Regions from separate parts of the Mus musculus genome. Here regions 1 and 2 are each linked to region 3. The links are chromatin contacts, found by Hi-C or POLR2A ChIA-PET in ENCODE. All regions are on one chromosome and are shown on one strand. Each heading gives the region's core, a stretch centred on a gene start or an enhancer-like site at or near the end of the contact. The rest is flanking DNA. Distances are from core to core; before and after follow the strand shown. Region 1 overlaps St3gal2 (ST3 beta-galactoside alpha-2,3-sialyltransferase 2). Region 2 holds the start of Exosc6 (exosome component 6). Region 3 holds the start of Ddx19a (DEAD box helicase 19a).

The links. A loop is a pair of places that touch in the nucleus more often than their neighbours do. ChIA-PET counts read pairs that join two places held with the same protein, here RNA polymerase II (POLR2A).
Region 1: POLR2A ChIA-PET joins it to region 3 with 14 read pairs in Patski. The contact joins the enhancer-like site here to the promoter of Ddx19a in region 3. POLR2A ChIA-PET finds 5 or more read pairs at or near these places in 2 of 5 experiments (Patski and embryonic stem cell).
Region 2: POLR2A ChIA-PET joins it to region 3 with 16 read pairs in Patski. The contact joins the promoter of Exosc6 here to the promoter of Ddx19a in region 3. A Hi-C loop is called at or near these places in 6 of 37 maps with a recorded cell type or tissue (T-helper 1 cell, T-helper 17 cell, left cerebral cortex and 3 more). POLR2A ChIA-PET finds 5 or more read pairs at or near these places in 3 of 5 experiments (Patski and embryonic stem cell).

What each region holds. Positions count from the first base shown.
Region 1 is chr8:110,943,056-110,945,755 of GRCm38, reverse strand. All of the region lies in intron 1 of St3gal2 (ST3 beta-galactoside alpha-2,3-sialyltransferase 2), which reads right to left. It overlaps Gm39251 (a long non-coding RNA gene), which reads left to right. Exons shown (of 4, transcript XR_001778654.2): 2 at 245-342; 3 at 890-1,030. Among named protein-coding and RNA genes, the nearest start is that of Gm39251, 4.6 kb to the left of the region's middle. Within about 2 kb of position 1,254, at least 1 of the 3 ENCODE cell types and tissues checked has a DNase peak (open chromatin) inside an H3K27ac peak, as active enhancers do.
Region 2 is chr8:111,054,939-111,057,638 of GRCm38, reverse strand. Exosc6 (exosome component 6) reads right to left here and starts at 1,300. Exons shown (of 1, transcript NM_028274.4): 1 at 1-1,300. The coding sequence starts at 1,268. The coding sequence ends at 447. It overlaps Aars (alanyl-tRNA synthetase), which reads right to left. Exons shown (of 21, transcript NM_146217.4): 21 at 2,070-2,620. The coding sequence ends at 2,435.
Region 3 is chr8:110,996,475-110,999,174 of GRCm38, reverse strand. It overlaps Ddx19a (DEAD box helicase 19a), which reads left to right and starts at 1,352. Exons shown (of 12, transcript NM_007916.2): 1 at 1,352-1,508. The coding sequence starts at 1,452.

The DNA of each region.
Region 1 (2,700 bases), core at 5-2,504, 53 kb after region 3:
GCAAAAGACTTTAGTGTATCTGATGTCCTGGTTCAATCCTGAGCCTGGGTACCCATAGGCTTGAATTAGCTGACGATGAGAAACATGGAAACATAAATTAGGGTCATGATGTATCAAAATGTATCGAAATGTATCAAAATGTACCCTGTATCTTCCCTGCAGAAAAAAAAAAGTCAGGGGAGAAAAGGAAACTTTCTTTTCATATGCTCTATGCCTGGTAGCTCACAATCAACTGTAACTTCAGCTTCCAGGGATGTGACATTCTCTTCCGACTATGTACCCGGGAGCGCGCACACACATGCACACACCCCGCCCAGGCACACCTACAATTTTTAAAGTAAAGTAAGTCTGTTTGTTTGTTTGTTTGTTTGTTTGTTTCAGACAGGGTTTTTCTCTGTGTAACAGAGCCCTGGCTGTCCTGGATTCACTTTGTGGACCTCGAATTCACTGAGATCTGCCTGTCTCTGCCTCCGCCTCCTGAGTGCTGGAATTAAATGTGTGTGTTACCATGCCCAGCTAAGTCTTTTTTAAAAGGGGAGAAACACTTGTGTCCCTTACTTTGGTGATCAAATTATTGGAATAAGACACTCCGAGGGGTTGGAGTTATCCCCCCATTCCCCAGGAAGCTCCTACAGAGAGAAAGACTGGGAAGGCTTCAAGCCTGGCACTAGCCAGAGTAGGAACCTGTCTCCCAGAAAGAGATGTCCGCCATGCTGATAGCTGGTCAGGCTACCTGGTAGAGAGACCACTCAGTGCCGGCAGGGTTAACTTGACTGGGTTCCACAGCTGTGCATCCTAACTTTGGCCCTCTACTCACATTTAAACAACGGGAACCAAGACAAACTTGGGGGGAGGGAGTGGTCACTGGATCTCTTTGTCTTTTTCCCAGTGTGGCCATACTGAATGAATCTCCTCTTCCTGCTTTTAACTGGCTAAAAAGGGTGCCATACTGAGCCTGGCTCATTAGGGCTGCCAGGTACTGGTGCTAGTGCCGACAACACCCAGCTCCGGAGACACCGCCTTTGCTCAGGTAACTTCCCTTTGTTACTGCTGACCACACTTGACTTCCAAGTAACTATAAACACAGTCTCTCGCCTCTCCGGACCTCTCTCTTTCCTTCTGCTTTTTACTGAGTCTCTCCTTGCGTTCTGAAGGGTCTGGCCTCTGCTTCTTCTTTCTGTGCACCCTGTCTTTTCCAGGCCAAGAGCCTGCATTCCTGTGGCATGCCTACACAACACTTCAGTCTTTAGCCATCACCTCTTGCATGAGGCCAAGGTCACACTCGTGATCATAAACAGCATCCAGAGATCTCAAAACCAGGCTTGTGTCCAATCATACCTCACCCTCTTGGGATATGAACTCATTTGAATCACAAGTGATATCTAGCCCACATTTATTGAGTCTAAACTAGAACTACAAGAGAGAGAGAGAGAGAGAGAAAGCTAGTTACACCTCTCTCACTTAAAATATAAAATCTATGGCCTGAACTATAGTCAGTCTCAGGCCAGTCTGAGCTACAGTGAGACTCCATCTCAAAATTAAATATATTAACTTAAAGGCATAGTAACTGTATTACTTAATCCACCATCTCTTCCTACTGTGTGACCCAGTATAGTCGTAGACAGATCAGGCATTAAGGCGGCTAGAGAGAGAGGTAACTGTTAAGAGCACTGGTTGCTCTTCTAGAGTACTTAGGTTCGGTTCACAACCCTCCGTAACTCCAGTTCCAGGGATCTAGTGGTCCCAGCACAGCACACATGTGATACAGACACACAGGCAAAATACCCATACAGATTAAAAAAAAATATTAGAATAGGCATCAATAAATGTTTACCCAACTATCTATCATCTCTGTATAAAAAACCTTACACTACAAGAATCAGAAAAACACTGACTACAAAAAGTTTTGAAACCTTATTTGGAGGTAGGGCTTTGTCACCAAGGACGCTCCTGAATTGCTCAGCCTCCTGCTTCTCCTTCCCAAGTGCTGGGACTACAAGGAGGGCTAAGACACTTGTGGATTTATATATGCCAAACGAGTCCTCTATCAACCTAAGGACACCCCAATTACACCCCATTTTTAGTTGCTGAAACAAAGTCTCATGGTGGCCTAGAACTTACTATGTAGTTGAGGTTAACCCTGAAATCCTAGGATCACAGGCATGTGCTGGCAGGTCCATCTGAAATATTCTTGTAAGTAGGAAGATACGAATGGATAATTACACTCTGCCTCGCACTCGTGTGTCCCCAGAATACAGAAGGAAGAGTTTTCTCTAATTGTTTTTAATCACTTGGTAGTAGGGAGATACACATGCTAACCATAGCATCTAGCTATCGGCAGCAGCTTTTCCCCCAACAATTAAGACTAAGTTGCCCAGGAATGCTTCAAACTCAGGTCCTTCTGCCTAAGTCTCTTGAGGAGCTGGCATTAAAAAGAGATGGCTCCTCTATCCACTTAAGCTCAAAGCCTTCCAACCTAGCAACATCTGAATCCACATTCTGACATTGCCACTGGTCCCCCACGTAACCATTTGACCTCTCTGATCTCGACCCTTGTCTATAAGGTGAGACTGTCATCCTTTCAAAGGATGTCCTGAAACTATCAGAAGCCCAAGGCTCCCAGTACACCAACTGCCATCCTGGGTGGAGCAAACTGAGGACCACAGTTCATCTAGCTTCAACTCAACGTGGAGAATTCCT
Region 2 (2,700 bases), core at 51-2,550, 59 kb before region 3:
ACTCTAGTATCAAGAAAAAACACAACAGATGTATTTCCAGTCATAAAATAGTTTTTATGTTTTACTCTGAGTAGTGAGAAGGCAAAGTCCCCTGGTCCATCCTCTCAAAAGAATCAGTTTATTATGTATTGGAGCCAATGGCTGGCCTGCACTGGGTCCATCTCCTACAAGACCATAGCCCCTTATCTCATTTACTAGGTAAATCCAGCCCAAGTCCTTTCCAACTTGGGAGTATGGCTGCTTTCAAATCTCTCCAACTGGATCGTGTTTCCAACGGCCTTTTAAACCTTTCCAACAGAGCTGTCCAGTGCTTTGGTTCTGTGCGCCCAACTGCCCCACTCTTCGTTTCTCAGCTCTGCGGAGTCAGGCGACCATCAGCGCTTGGTCCTTTAGGGAGAGAAGGGCGATAGCAGTCCTCGAATCCTCGTCGCTCCGGTTTTTTCCAATCAGGGTGGGGCGGCGGCACCCCTCCGGCGGGCAGCCCGCACCAAACACTGCTGCAGCACTGGGTAGAGGCGCTGGCAGCCCTCCAGGCCCAGGCGCACAGCATCGGTCCAACTCTCAGTCTGCCCGCCTTCCCCACTGCCCAGTAACCCGGCCACCTGATTGAGCACAGGCATGAGGGCCACCGTGAGACCGGCCGCGGAGTGCTCCTCCTCCAGCCGCGTGGGGTCCAGCAGCCAGGTCGGGGAGGGTCCCGGGGTGAGGCTCAGGCCGCAGCCCACCACCAGATCGTACATCTCCACTCCCGCGTCGGCCAGGGCGAGCGCGGCCGCGGTGAGCGCCGCGGCCAGCGCACAGCCGCCGTCCTCCAGCAGCAGCGCCGACACCTCGAGCTGAGCACGCGGGTAGCGCCCCAGGCGCACGGCGGGCTCCAGAGCCTCCTGTAGCGCCAGTCCCAGCTCGCGATCCTCCCCGCCGCCGCCCTGGGGCGCGCGACGCCGGCGACCGGAGAAGGGAGCGCGGCGGAAATCGCAGAGCAGGCGACCCCGGAGGGCAGCGGGAGCTTCCCCGCCCGCTCCCGCAGGGCCGCTGCCGCGCTCGCCGCCCTCGGCCTGCCGCGGACCGGACACGGCGCACAGCACCTTGGTCCCGCCCGCCTCCAGGTAGGCGGAGCCCTTGGCCTGGCTCAGCAGCCCGGCGCGCGCGTACACCGGGCGGAGCCGCGTCGGGTCGCGAGCAGCGGGCGTCTCGTCGTCTTCGGCCGCGTACAGCTGCGGCGGCTGAGACTCCTCCGGCCCGCGGATGCGGCGATGGTCTCCCGGCATGGCGGCTACCGGCGTGCGAGCTACTTCCGCCTGCTGGGCTGCCCTTGCGCACCCGGCTCTTCCGCTCGCTTAAAGATGCGCGCCCGCGCAGAGCCTATCGGGAGAGCGGTAGGTGTGCGCGCTGCCACCTAGCGGAGTGGAGGAAGAACGGCGAGGTATAGCTGGACTCCTATGCTGGTACTTTAGCTAGTCCTAAGGAACGGATCTGTTGTTATTCCTAGAAGTTTGCATTCAGACTGTTTCACATAAGCTTGCCCAAGGTGAGAGGTTTTTGTTTACTCGTGCAATTAGTCCTCTGGCTGCTTCAACACTTGTTTAATAAATGGACGGTATCTCTCTTTGTACAACTAGATATTTCTAACACTCTGAGGAACTGTCATAAGCAGACAGTATCTCTGCTTCCAGACCCTGCTGTTTGTAGATTCATACAAATTGCATTTTAGGGCTGGGCCAGGGTCTTGAACCTACTTTAGGTTAAAGCAGTAGGGGTGGGGCAGTTAGTAGGACACACCTACATGTTCATACTGCCTATATCAGTTGTCTGACCTCATATCAGCAGCCTCAAACAGGCATGTGGACAGGCATGGTGGAGGTTGTCCTAAGAGACTAAGAACAGTGGTTCTCCACTGGAAGCAACTCAGAATTATTTTCCTCCACCCTTCTATTGAATTTCCTGAACTTTCAGGAGTCTGGGAGTCTATTCGGTGATACCATCAACCAGAAACAGGCTGGAACCGTAACAGATATACAGGAGCCAGGGCTCACCTCAGGACAAGAAGCAGAGCGCATGACATCACCAAGTATTGCACATGGTCCTTTTTATTTTCTGCAGAGAAAAGGCTTCCTTCCTCTGCAGACCTAAAGCCTCAGGCTGGCAGAGTGACCTCATCTAGATGTGATCATGACGTTAAAAAGCATTCCTGGGTAGTGATTTTAGACAGATGGTGCTGACATGAATGGGCTCAGAGCAGTAATGGAGGGGGGCAATGAATCACAGGACAGCTCCAGGCGTGTTCCCATTACCGCTGGATCAGGACGGACAGGGCTGCTGAGAGGTCCCATGACTCCAATGTCTTCGTGGCGGGAGGAGAGCTCCTGGCTGAATTCCCGCCTTCGGACATGTCTGGTTGATGGCGAGTTGCTTTCCCGAGAGGGCTTCCCTCCCATCAGTTCTTCACATCTCCCAGACGGAGCTGGGCAAAGGAGGTAGCCAGCTGCAGTGCTTCCTGAAGGCAGCCCACGTTCTTGCCTGTGGCCTGGGCGGACATGTCCTTGCCACCGCCTTTACCATCCATCAGGCCTGAAACCTGCTGGACCCACTCGCTGGCTTTCAGTCCCCGGTTGGCTGCATTCTAGGAGATAGGAGGGGAAAATGGTAGTCAGAATGGGATTGAGGGGGGAATGGCAGGCGCCCCCAACATCCATTTGTATC
Region 3 (2,700 bases), core at 103-2,602:
ATATCTTGCAAACCTAAGACAAGTCAAAACTTGAACTTCTTAATTGTTGTCAGACACTATGTCTTCTCTAAGAAGTATGTCCCAGCAGATACATGAAGAAATAGCCATGTTCTTGGTACTAGAATAGGTATGCTTGGTAGTGCAATTTCAAGAGGACAATGGGCAGTTAGACTCAAAATATATGCATTTTGAGACTAGGTCTCCTGTAGCAGAGACTGGCCTTGCACTCTCAATCTTCCTCCTACACCTCCCAAGTACTGGAGTTAAAAGTGTTCACTACCATTCCATTAAAATTTTGCACTATTTTAAGAGCATCCTTTTTGTGAAGTGCCTAAGTCATTCAAACAGCTTTACACAACTATCATGACTTAAAATGTATCCCAACAGAGGGAAAGTACTTCTCTTATCCCAGTATTTGGGAGGCAGAAAAAAAAAAAAAAAAGCCACGGGATACATGAAATTCTTGACTCAAAAAAAAAAACAAAAAAAAAAAAACAAAACTAAATACATATCCACACACATAGGATGTAACTCTGTTTTGTTTGTTTTTAATTGTTTTTTGAGACAGGGTTTCCTCTGTGTAGCCCTAGTTGTTCTGGAATTTGCTCTAGTGGCCTCTGCCTCCCAAATTCTGAGATTAAAGGCCTGTGCCACCTATGCTCAGATCATTTCATTCTTAGTTGTATGTATATGCATGTGTGTCTGCGACTGCAAAGGCCACTAGAGAGCGTTCTATTTTTTTAAAAAATATTTATTATTTATATGTAACTACACTGTAGCTGTCTTCAGACACACCAGTAGAGGGTGTCAGATGTCATTACGGTTGGTTGTAAGCCACCTTGTGGTTGCTGGGATTTGAACTCAGGACCTTCGGAAGAACAGTCAGTGCTCTTAACCGCTGAGCCATCTCGAGAGAGAGCGTTCGATCCCTTGTAATCTAGGTGTTGGAGATTATTAAGGAGGAAACCGAGTTCAAGGTAGCCTTGTTTTAAAACAAGATACCTAGTTTCAAAACCAAAAAATGGGTAAGTATTTTGGTTATGAAATGAAGCGATTGGGCGAGTACTAAGTAACTCTGCAGAGCTCTAGGACGTTAACTCAATTAGATCGCACCTAGCGAGATGGAATTTTTTTTTTTTTTCCTCCTCTTTTTAGCATTTCGAGACAGGGTTTCTCTGTGTGGCCCTGGCCGTCCTGGAACTCTCTCAGTAGATCAGGCTGGCCTCAAATTAAGAAATAAGCGACTCAGGACCTTAAAGTGCTAAGCTCCGCATGCTTATCTTCCTGGGGGCGGAGCGTGGGTGGAAGACGGACGCGCGGGGCAGGAACTGACGTCAACTCCGCGCGGGTCTTTTTCCGCTCCGTGTGAGTGGCACTTGGCGCGGGCTTGCGTTCGGCGCTGGTGTTGGCGGGGCGCGGAGCATCTCTGCAGGTCGGCTCGCGTCGGGACCATGGCCACCGACTCATGGGCGCTGGCGGTGGACGAGCAGGAAGCCGCTGTCAAGTCGGTCAGTGGCCTGGTGGGGATTAGGGGACTGAGGCGGACATGGTTTCCAGCACGGGGACCTCAGAGCCGGGCCAGCCCGCGCTCGCTGGAGTTTGCTGTGGGCGATCACTTAGCGCGGCGGATTTGCTCCGACAGCGAAGAAAACCCGCAGCGAGCTTCTTATCCGAGTTTGGACTGAAAAGTTGCTCCCATGGTGACATTGTCTTTATTAAGTGTGTGAGGCCCCAAACTGGCCCTTCTCTTGACCTCTTACAAGAAATGGCAACATAAAATTCTCTCTTTTTTTCGTTGTTGAGGGGTAGTTTTTGAGTGAGTTTATGCTGCCTTTCCCCTAACAGCCCCACATTCATGCTTAACCGCCAAGCGGCAGTTTGTAGCTCGCCAGAATAACGGGTTTTGTTTGTGTTAATGCTTCACTTAGCAACAAATGCAAACTGTCTAGTTGCTATTTTAAGTGTCGTATAGTTTTTGTTAGATTGTTTTTGTGTTTTTGGAGGGGTGCGTTGGTGGGTTCGAGACGGTGTAGCCCAGGTTGGCCTCTGACTTGCTAATTAGCTGAGACTGGCCTTGAGAGCTCTTGCATCCCTATCCCTCCGCCTCCTCTTAAGTGTATGAGTTACAGCTTTGCTGCCTGTGTTTTTGACACAGCCCAACTGGCTTCACTATTTACCTCGGGGTCGCCTCAAATACTTTCTTTTAATATCTTATGTTTTCTATGTGTGTGTATGGGTGTTTTGCCTGTTCGTATCTATGCACCACACTTGAGCCTACATATGTTAGAAGAGGGTTTTAGATCCCCTTGGAACTGGGATTTACAAACTGTTGTGAGCCACCATGTGGCGCTAAGAACCAAACCCTGGCCCTTCCGCAACAGCAGCGAGCTCTCTTAACTCTTAAACCAATTCAGCTGAAGAATGAGCAGTTGATTTTCTTTTTTTTTTTTTTTTTTTTTTTTTTTCCATTTTTTATTAGGTATTTAGCTCATTTACATTTCCAATGCTATACCAAAAGTCCCCCTTACCCACCCACCCCCACTCCCCTACCCACCCACTCCCCCCCTTTGGCCCTGGCGTTCCCCTGTACCGGGGCACACAAAGTCTGCGTGTCCAATGGGCCTCTCTTTCCAGTGATGGCCGACTAGGCCATCTTTTGATACATATGCAGCTAGAGTCAAGAGCTCAGGGGTACTGGTT